Regions from separate parts of the Mus musculus genome. Here region 2 is linked to region 1. Evidence: chromatin contacts called from ENCODE POLR2A ChIA-PET data. All regions are on one chromosome and are shown on one strand. The core of a region is the stretch at or near the end of the contact, and the rest is flanking DNA. Distances in the headings are between cores, read along the strand shown.

Evidence for each region. ChIA-PET counts read pairs that join two places held with the same protein, here RNA polymerase II (POLR2A).
Region 2: POLR2A ChIA-PET joins it to region 1 with 10 read pairs in Patski. The contact joins the promoter of Gcat here to the promoter of Gga1 in region 1. POLR2A ChIA-PET finds 5 or more read pairs at or near these places in 3 of 5 experiments (Patski and embryonic stem cell).

Annotation. Positions count from the first base shown.
Region 1 is chr15:78,874,575-78,879,872 of GRCm38, reverse strand. It overlaps Gga1 (golgi associated, gamma adaptin ear containing, ARF binding protein 1), which reads right to left and starts at 2,683. Exons shown (of 17, transcript NM_145929.2): 1 at 2,256-2,683. The coding sequence starts at 2,298.
Region 2 is chr15:79,028,249-79,033,546 of GRCm38, reverse strand. It overlaps Gcat (glycine C-acetyltransferase (2-amino-3-ketobutyrate-coenzyme A ligase)), which reads right to left and starts at 2,673. Exons shown (of 9, transcript NM_013847.4): 1 at 2,427-2,673. The coding sequence starts at 2,613. H1f0 (H1.0 linker histone) reads right to left here. Exons shown (of 1, transcript NM_008197.3): 1 at 3,043-5,298. The coding sequence starts at 4,825. The coding sequence ends at 4,241.

The sequences.
Region 1 (5,298 bases), core at 1,434-3,933:
AAAAGAAAAAGAAAAAATACGGTGGTGGACAAAAGCTCTTCTTTCCTGAAACTCACTGGCGCAAACAGAGCATCTCTGAGTACTCAGATTAGCGATCTCAGAAGCGCTATGAAGACGGGCAGAGCAGGGGAGGGAGCAGGGGAGGGATGGAAGGAGCTGGGGCAGGCTGCTCTCTCCCGGGGGCTCAGAGGCAAGATGGATGGCCAGAGGCTGAAGCAGCATTCTTTCTGGTACCAATCTATCCCAGGAACCTTGTGGGTGACCCTCCAGTCCTTGAGAGGAACAGATGTCACCAGTGAGGCCCCCAGGGACACCAGCAACATCTCTTCTTCCTTAGGTCAGGCTGCACATTTCCCGACCTCCCAGTCCCCCACAATGGCTAAGGGACTGAACACTGGGAAGAGAGCCTGCAATCTGGAGGCAAGGAGAAGGTTCGGGGTACTGGCCTCTCAGTGACAGCTGAGAAAAAGGGCTAGAACAGGAAGTCCTCGAAGTGTCAAAGGCACGTGAGCCCCAGCAAGGGTGGAGCCAAGCAATCCGAGTCAGGAGCCAGGGAAGAGGAAACTCTGGCCAGGATCAGTTTCTCCCCAGCATTGAGCAAACGGAAGATCTTAGAACTGGAAGAGACATGACCCCACCCCTTTCCCCAACCTCCACAGTGCGTGTGCGTGTGTGTGTGTGTGTGGGGGGGGGGGCTCATCTCCCCTGGCAAGTGGCAGAGGAAAGTACTTGAGGGAGAGAGGTATTTCACAACTGGGCATGACTCTTCAGATGCTGTCCTGGCTAGTTTTGTGTCAACTTGACACAGCTGGAGTTATCACAGAGAAAGCAGCTTCAGTTGGGGAAGTGCCTCCATGAGATCCAGCTGTAAGGCATTTTCTCAATTAGTGATCAAGGGGGAAAGGCCCATTGTGGGTGGGACCATCTCTGGGCTGGTAGTCTTGGTTCTATAAGAGAGCAGGCTGAGCAAGCCAGGGAAAGCAAGCCAGTAAAGAATATCCCTCCATGGCCTCTGTATCAGCTCCTGCTTCCTGACCTGCTTGAGTTCCAGTCCTGACATCCTTTGGTGATTAACAGCAATGTGGAAAATGTAAGCTGAATAAATCCTTTCCTCCCCAACTTGCTTCTTGGTCATGATGTTTGTGCAGGAATAGAAACCCTGACTAAGACAGATGGGGAAAATATCTATGGTCCTCTTTTACCTCTGACCTCCTGAGACCCGTGCAGTACTGTATCTCATGCAGTCCATGGTCACTGTCTCCTTCTAACCACCAATCAACCCCACTGCCAGGCTGACTCTCCTCCGCCCCCCCCCCCCCCCCCAGATCGGTGAGCTCTGGGAATCAACCTTCCAGTTCAACTTCCTTCGAGGCTGGCTTCAAAGATGCTGACCATGTCGGCCCACACCACCCTGCACAGATCCTTGCTATATCTCAGACCAGGAGGTTGAGCTTGAGGATAGACCGGAAGGCTTCTCTGGGTCACATCCCTGAAAGGCCTTGGGACAGACCTGTCACTAAATGGACCAGAAGAGCCAACCTGCAGCTCCCAGGGGCAGAGTTCAGGAATGGGGTTGGCAAGGCCAAGGATCTTCAACAAGCAGTGTGGGACAGGGAGAACAGAGGATGGGGCTTGGAAGCCAGAGTTGGAGGAAGCTGTTTCGAAGGAGACAGGAAACAAGGACAGAGGCCTGGGGAGGAGGCTCAGCAGGGGCTAGGAAAGCAATCTGGGACGCAAAGCAAGGCTGGGCTTGGGTATAACGACAGAGAACTTGATTTCCTTATGGAGTCTTAGACGGGACCCTTTCAAGCACTGGGAGTTTCTCCAGGCGCGGACAGAGCTGGATCAGATGGGCCAGGGGTCCCCCCTTTCCTGGGCTGGGGGACCGAGCAGATCTAAGAAGAGCTGCGGGCACAGGGTTTGAAAGACTCAGGCCCTGAGGAAGTGGGGGGATCCCTCTAGGGGAAGACTCGAGGGTCTGCGCTTTGGTGCAACAGGCAGGGCCTTCGGGGGTCCGGGATAACTCTGCGCCACCGGGTCACCGGGGTGGGTGGGCGGCGCCCGCTCCCGGCCAGGCTGCGCGCAGCTGCCAGGGTCCGAGCGGAGCGACAGACTGGGGCGCCGCCCCTCCGGGTCGGGGGGCGGGGCGTGAGGAGGGGGCGCGCGGACCCCGCCCCGCCGGGAGAGAGAGAGGGGCCAGCCTCGCGCCCCCGGTTCCGGTTCCGGTCCGGCTCGCGCCCCTCCCGGACACTCACTGATTCGTGCCTCCAGAGTCTCCGGCTCCATCGCGGGCTCCATCCGCCACGGGCCCCCGGCCTCGGCGCCGCCCCCCGCCCCCCGGCCGCTCTCGCGGGAACTCCTCGGCTCCGCCCTCGGCCGGTTAAAGGGGCCGCGTCCACCCCGCGGAGTAGGAACGCGGCACCGGGACGCCGGGCACCATCGAGACGCGGGTGGAGCCGCCTAGAGCGTCGCCTCGTCGGCGCCCCTCCCCCTGGCGGCTGGCGGAGTCGCCGGTGGGGCTGGTCGGCGGCCTCGCAGCTCCGGGCGCTCGGGCGGGAGAGGAAGAGGAGAGCCTGGGGGTGGCGGGCGGCACCATAGAAACCCCGCGGGACCGCTCTAACTCAGTTAGCGTCACGCAGAGACCCGTGACCGCTTCCGGGACAACGCTCCGGAGCCATGTTTCTGAAGGGGTTCTGAAGTCACTTCCGGAGCCCTCAGGGGTACTTCCGCTTACGTGGGAAGATGTCAAAGTCCCTTAAAAGGGCAACTGGGCACTGTGGCCGCCGCCAACGCGATGAGGTTAAGCTAACGTTTGTTTAGCTCTTAAAGCCCTAGGCATTGTTCTGAGCAGTTTTTTCCCCTTTGAGACAAGGGCTCACTGTCTTGCTCTGGCAGTCCTGAAGCTCGCTCTGTAGAATAGGCTGGCGTGGAATTCCTGAGATCCGCCTTTTTCCGCCTCCCAAGTGCAGACATTAAAGAAGTGTGCCACCACGCCCAGCAAAGGGCTAAGTCTTTTTTTTTTCTTAACCTATGAATCTACATTCAAACCCGGGAGCCAGGTTATGAGTTTGCCTGAGGTCATTAGGGGTCAGTGCTTGCACCGAGTACTTAATTCTGCATTCAGTTTAGAAACTCCTTGCATTTGGGTTATTCGGTGCCCAGCCCTGGAGAGAAAGACAAGGCCAGATATATATCCTACAAGGTGATGATAACGCCCGCACTTATCAGACAGAGGCAGGAGGTTATCAGTTCAAGGCCAGTGTGGAATATCGTATCTCAAAGCACGTAACACTCTCAAGGTGATGGGGAAGCCAGAGAGGTGGTGGCAAAATGAGAGGTTATCTTTCCCCAAACTGGAATGGTGACGACGTCAGGCTCTTTTTTTGAGGTGGTTTAGGAGGAGGCAAAATGTGAGGTACTTTCACCCGCTTTTTCCACCCTCTGCGGTCGCCTTGGCTAATTCTCAGGAATGCCAGTTCGCTCTCTGTAGCCTCTGGCGGCCGTCGGGGGAACTGGCTACTGTGCCCTCTCCAGCGAGCCTGTGCCAGGAAGAGTTAAAGAGCATCTGAGACCAAGGAACCGGCGAATCCAGTTCCGCATGCCTGTGGCCTTGGAGGGATCAGTATTCACCTTGCAGAACCAGTTACCTCATTTCAGTCGGGTTTTCTTCTGAACCCAACTCTCAGTGAGACGTTTAATTCTCTCCTGCAACCTATAAGATACGGGAGAGGGTAACAAGATGGGCTCCGCCTGCTTTGTTTTCTTTATTTTTAAAATTGTTAATGAAATAAAACCCAACTGCAGGCCGGGCAGTGGTGGCGCACGCCACCTAGCACTTGAGAGGAAGAGGCAGGTGAATCTCCGAGTTCAAAGTCAGCCTGGTCTACGGAGCGAGTTCCAGGACCCAGGGCTACACAGAACAAAACCCAAAACAAAAACCCAAACTGCATTTGCCAAATTGATTTAAAGTCAGATCACTACTCACAGGCACTTTTGGTGGAGCGACAGAGGCAGGGTCTCCTGTAAGCCTAGGCAGGCCTTGAACGCACTATAGACTTGATCTCTGATCCTTCTTTCTCCACCTTCTGCGTGCATCACCACACCTGCAAGAGAATAGGACTTCTTGCAAGCTAAGCAACACGCTACCAACTGAGAGACATCTCCAGCTACTTCTGCCTCCATCTAGAGTCCTTATAGCCCAAGCTGGCGATTTCTGTGGTACCTAGCATTTCATATAAACATGTTAGGCAGACACATCACCACCTGAGCTCTAACCTCCAGCTGCCCCACAGTGTATTTCTTTGCATGCTTGTGGTTTGTGTCCCTCCCTGCCTCTGGGAAGTCTCATCCTGAAGCATTGCATCTGGTGAATCCCTGAGTTTCTTTTCCTGTTGCTGTGATTAAACTGCTCTGATAAAAGCAACTTAAAGAAGACAGGGTTTCCCACAATTCAAGGGGAGGAGAAATCAAGGCGGTGGCAGCTGGGCCCATCACAGCTGCAGCTGAGAAACAGGGCAGAGAGAGTGTGGAATGCACACTGCTTCCCGCCCTTTCTCCACTCACACAGTACAGGTTCCCCATCGGGGATGGTGCCACCCACAGTGGGCAGGTCTTCCCAGCTCAGTAGACTCAGGCAGGGTAATCCTCCTGAGGCACGAGCAGCAGCTCATCGACCAGGTGATTGGAAATCTGTCAAGTTCACAGAACTAGCGGGCACAGTGTCCTGAGACCTAAAATAGTGCTGGGGTCCAGAAGGTGCCGGGGTTCAGAGCATAGTGCCTCAAAGCATGGCGCCTGCCCACACTGAAGGGATCTCAGAATCGGCACAGAGCACAAGCAGACACTAAATCCTCAGCCCCAAAGAGATTTTATTTACCTAGGAGGGGACAAGCAGGGGGTCTGACTGCCTCTGGGTCAGGCAAAGTGAGCCTCAGGTGTCTCTGTGGGAGTGGTTTGTTTGTAAGGAGACAAAGGGGGAAGCCTGAATTAGGATGACTTGGTAAATCCTAATTGGACATGTTAGTTAGTGTAGCCAAATGTTGAATTTTGATTGCTGGACCTTGGTGATCAGCCTCAGGAATGTATTCGAATGGTTTAGCAAAGGAGAGGGAATCGGAAAAGGAAGACCTGCTGCTGTCATGATTGCCAGGCCTGGGCTTGTCAGAAAGCCCTTCACATGTGGGTCTGCAGGAAACCTTCTCCCTTTTCCCTTCCGCCCTTTCTCCTCCGTCTTCCGTCTCCCTTCCAGGTAGGCCATAGAAACTAGAATTCTTGGGCTGGAGAGATAGCTCAGTGGTT
Region 2 (5,298 bases), core at 1,424-3,923, 150 kb before region 1:
AAAGGAAGAAGAAATGCAAGGAAGGAAAACCAGACTTGGTGATGCACCCTGTCCTGGCTAGTTTTGTGTCAACTTGACACAGCTGGAGTTATCACAGAGAAAGGAGCTTCAGTTGAGGAAATGCCTCCATGAGATCCAACTGTAAGGCATTTTCTCAATTAGTGATCAAGGGGGAAAGGCCCCTTGTGGGTGGGACCATCTCTGGGCTGGTAGTCTTGGTTCTATAAGAGAGCAGGCTAAGTAAGCCAGGGGAAGCAAGCCAGTAAAGAATATCCCTCCATCGCCTCTGCATCAGCTCCTGCTTCCTGACCTGCTTGAGTTCCAGTCCTGACTTCCTTGGTGATGAACAGCAGTATGGAAGTGTAAGCTGAATAAACCCTTTCCTCCCCAACTTGCTTCTTGGTCATGATGTTTGTGCAGGAATAGGAATAGAAACCCTGACTAAGACACACCCCTTTAATCCCAGCACACAGGAGACAGAGGCAGGTGGATCTCTGGACAGAGTAAACGGGGGGGGGGGGGGGGGGGAGAAGGAGGAGGAAGAAGAAGAAAAAAAAGAATAGGAAGAACCTGCAAAGACCATACGCTAGGTCCTGGGACAGGGCCAGAGGAAGTCTACTTGGATTTGTCCTTGAGAGGCAACAGCTGCACAAAAGATCCCATTCTAGGGAGAGGCCAGGCTTTGAATCCACTGCCACAGTACATGGATTATACATGTACACAGGAGGATTATAAGAGGTTTGTCCCTCTCTGCTTTGTACCTTGAAGGATGAGAAGTTTAAACCCTGGCTTTGAATGACATTCCATCTAAGGGGATCCCAGACCTTCCTCACATTTCTGCAGCCTCAGGACTATGATCATCTCGGTTTTCCTTTTCTTGATTGTCAAAGGGGCCTGGGTCCTCCAGTTCCAATGACCATACATCTGCTGCCATAGCACTGCATCTCCAGAGGGGTGTCCCAGAGACCTCAGCTATCCATGGCTTAAAAAGCTAATAAGGTGGGGCTGGAGAGATGGCTCATCGGTTAAGAGCACTGAGTGCTCTTCCAGAGGACCGGGGTTTAATTCCCAGCACGTACACGACAGCTCACAAATGTCTTTAACTCCAATATCTGACACCCTCACAAAGACATACATGTAGACAAACACACCAATGCACATAAAGTAAAAGTAAACACATAGCCTACGAACTTGATTCTCCCAATGTCTCATCATTTGTGTGTGGTGTGAGTGCTGGGAATTGAACCCACAGCCTCATGTGAGCTGGGTAAGCGCTCTGCCACTGAGCCACATCCCCAACCTACTGATTATATATCTCTCTGAAATCACTCCGGGAGAGCTGTTTGGTCCGGCTGAAGGTATTGTTAGAAGACAAGAGGTTCATTTTATGGTTCTCTTTAGGGAAAGACAGGTACAGGCATGAGAACTTCTGCAGCCTTAGTCCCCTTACTTGCTTAAGACTTTAGCCTCATGGCTGGTGAGATGGCTCAGTGGGTAAGAGCACCCGACTGCTCTTCCGAAGGTCCAGAGTTCAAATCCCAGCAACCACATGGTGGCTCACAACCATCTGTAACAAAATCTGACTCCCTCTTCTGGAGTGTCTGAAGACAGCTACAGTGTATTTACATATAATAATAAATAAATCTTAAAAAAAAAAAGACTTTAGCCTCTTGGGAGGAAGCTGGTCTTCCACTCCAATATCCTGGGACACTGGAGCTGACCAGTGAAGGGTCTGGGGAAATCTACTTGTATTTCACCTTCTTCCTTTCTTATTTATTTATGTTTTTTGAGACAGGGTTTCTCTGTATAGACCTGAATGCTGGGATAACAGCATATTTCCTTTCCCTAAAAATTGGTCTCTCAAACCAGGCTTGGTGCTGTATGTCTTTGATCTCAGCAATTTGGATGCTGAGATCAATTTGGAGGCTGAGGCTAGCCTGGTCTACAGAGCAGGTTCCAGGACAGCCAGGACTACACAGAGAAACCCTGTCTCAAAAAACCAAGGGGGGGGGGGGGAATGGTCCCTCTTGCATACAGATGCCATCATGAGTAAAGGTGCAGCAACTGGAGCCCTTCACACACATCTGCTCAAGGAAAGTTTTGTTCCAGTCACTCCTCCTGGAAACTAGGTGTAGGGAGCTGAGGCAGCTGGATATCGCTCTCTTTTTCTCATAGGGTGGGGTCTCAGTGCAGCCTAGCTCTCTCACCCAAAAGGTGCTGACGGATTAAAATCACCTCCCTCCTTTGAAACAGGTTTAAACAGGTGGAGTTAACACAAGGAGGCCATAGTGTGCCCCAGACAGACCAGCAGCTAAGAGTGCACGTGCCTCTCCCACACCCACCCTAGGGCCTCCATTCACATGCAAGCCTTGGAAGGGCTCTTGGCCTCCTGACCAGGTACGAGGACTCTCAGGAGGGGAAGTTACCTCCCGAGATGCCGTCCACGCGGATGCTCGGTCCCTGGCGGGACGTGATCACACGCTCACTCTTCCAGGTGCCGGCTCCGCGGATCCCTTCCAGTTCGCTGTCCAGGATGCAGCGCAACTGAGCCAGCGCTGAATGTGCGCGGCGGCCAGGGGACAGCGCCCCGTGCCACATGAAGCTGGCCCACATCGCGCCCACAGGCTAAAGTGCGCTGGCCAGCCTGAAGTCTAGTGCTCCCCGTCACGTGACGTGGGCAGGGCCCCGGCAGCAAATCAGAACAACAGGAGCTCACTTTAAAAGGATGGGAGACTCCACCCGCGGGCGGAGCCTGACAGCGTCGGCCCGCCAAGAAAGGATTGATTTGTAAGTCGACACCCGGGAGGTCCGCGATGGGGAAGCTGAGTAGGCGGAGAAAGCGACTTCAACGCCTCTCCTCCCGAGACCTTGCCTACACACCTACCTCTCCCGAAGACCCACCTACGTGCCCAGCTGACCCTCCTGTTGGAGCGTCCCTGTCACTCCAAAGCTTTGCTATTCTCTGGCGCGAACGTGGCGTCCCCACATTGCCCGTCAGATCGCTCCTCTCTCCTCCAGTTAAAGAAAAACGCACCACTCAGATTTTTTCCTTTCCAGTTTTATTTTAAAGTTTTAAAATTACAACCACAGTAATTTCTCCCGGGCACTAGTTACACTTGTTTAAAAAGGGGTGGGGTAGGGTGCGCGAGTTTCTAATTTTATTAAAATAAGAGAAAGACAACTGTACAGATTTTTTTCTCCCAGCTCCCGAAGTGAGACTAAGTCCTAGTCTTAGATATGGATATATACATATACACACATGCACACAATCCTGCCTCTCTAAAGCTACCTAGCAAATTCGAATCAACTGGAGTATGTCTTACAGTCCACTCCCTGCCTCTCCCCCTCCTCCGCTACTTAGAAAAAAAACTCAAAGAGTAAAAGAGGTTGGAGGGTTTTAAGTGGCAGCTGGTAGACCTGAAGCGGCACCAAGCAAAGCCACATCTTACACAGGAAAGGGAAGAAAGGAAACGTACAAAGTCCTGCTAGGACGCAATCCATCAATCGTGTGGAAAAAACCCAAGTTTCCATAGGCACACTGAGGCACTTGGCTGATTACCCACCCCTCCCCCTAAGTCCACTCGCATTTAACCAGAGACTACTGAAAAAGACCCCTCCTTCCCAATGGCTAGATCCTGGTTGTGAGAAGCTATGGCTTCTCTAACCAGCTGTCACTTGGACCCCTTTGCCCCTTTAGACAATGGGGAGGCACTAGGGCAGAAGAGAAAAAGCAACCAGGTCTCCAACTTACCACCGTTGGTAGGGCAGCCCCAGGGAATTTTCCCTCCCTCCTTGGCCAGCTAGGTGGGGTGTCACCTGCTCCCCATCAAAGGTTTTGAAAAGCTCACGAGGGACAAGCAGTCTAAGAAAGTCTTGGAAGACAAACCTTAGTTCCTGGGTCCCCTCACCTAGCCAGAACTTTGCCAGTTCCTTCATAGTAAACAAACCACCGACTGAAACACACATCCTCCCCCCTCCCATCCCTAACCCCGTAAGAAGGTTAATATCAAATCAAGAAAAAAGTACGTCTCCATCATTACAAAGATGAGGTCTGTTTGCTGTCCTTGCACAATAGGTTAAGGAAAAAGGAGTCATTCCACAATGTCTGTATGAGGGATCCAAACTCTGTCCTCTTTAATAAAGTCAGAATAGAATGGGCAAAGGGTTGCAGATGGAATCAAGTGAGGAAATGTATTTACAGAAAACAGGAGGGAGGAAGGAGTGTCCCCAAGCAAAGTCTTCACTTCTTCTTGCTGGCCCTCTTGGCACTCGACTTGGCTTTGGGCTTCACGGTTTTGGCCTTCTTGGGTTTGGAGGCCTTGACTGGTTTGACTTTGACAACCTTGGGCTTTTTGGCTTTCTTGGGCGTGGCAGCCGGCTTCTTCTTGGCCTTCTTGACAGGGGTGGCTTTGGGTTTCTTGCTTGGGGCTTTGGAGGCAGCCTTCTTGGGCTTGGCTGCCTTCTTTGGAGTGGCCACTTTCTTGACTTCCTTCTTGGTCTTCTTGAAAGCCACCGACCTTTTGGGCTCATCGCCCTTGGCCAGCCTGAAGGACCCCGAGGCGCCCACCCCTTTGGTTTGCTTGAGAACACCGGTGGTCACTAGGCGCTTGATGGACAACTTGATCTGGGAGTCGGCGTTCTCACCCACCTTGTAGTGGCTCTTGATATACTTTTGGATGGACTGGCGCGAGGAGCCGGCACGGTTCTTCTCTGCCTGGATAGCAGCCACGATCATGTCTGAATACTTGGGGTGGTCCGTGGACTTCTTGGAAGCCTTGGCCCGTTTGGGCTTCGCCGCCGGGGCGGAGGTGGAGTTCTCGGTCATGGTGGCCGGCCTGCTCCCACTGTTCAAGGAGCCTTCCGATGGGCCAGCCCTCGCCGGAGGCTGTGCAGAACCTGACTCGCGATCTGCTCTCCCGCTCCACTAGCAGGCCAGACGCAAGTGCGGCTGCCGGGGACGCGGGCTACGCGTGGCTCCTGTCCTCCCGGCGCGGGTCGCGAGCTGCTCTGCGCTCCCAGCCCCCACCGTTCGGTCGCTCGCCCGGCGCCTGGCGCTGCCTCCGCCTCCACAGCCTCCCTTTTCCCAGCTCTGCGTCTGGCGCTCGGGCGGCGCATCCGGGTATTTAGCGGCGGCGGGCGGACCGCGGTGAGGACTGGGCTGCTGGCTGCCTGCTCCCGGCCCGGAATGGCGCCGCGCTGCCGCCATCTGTGTTTCTTCCGCCGAGCAAACTCGACCTTTCCCGGCGGCCCGGGCCTTCCCGCTGCCCGCCGTCTCTCGAGGTCTCTGCCCGGCTCCCT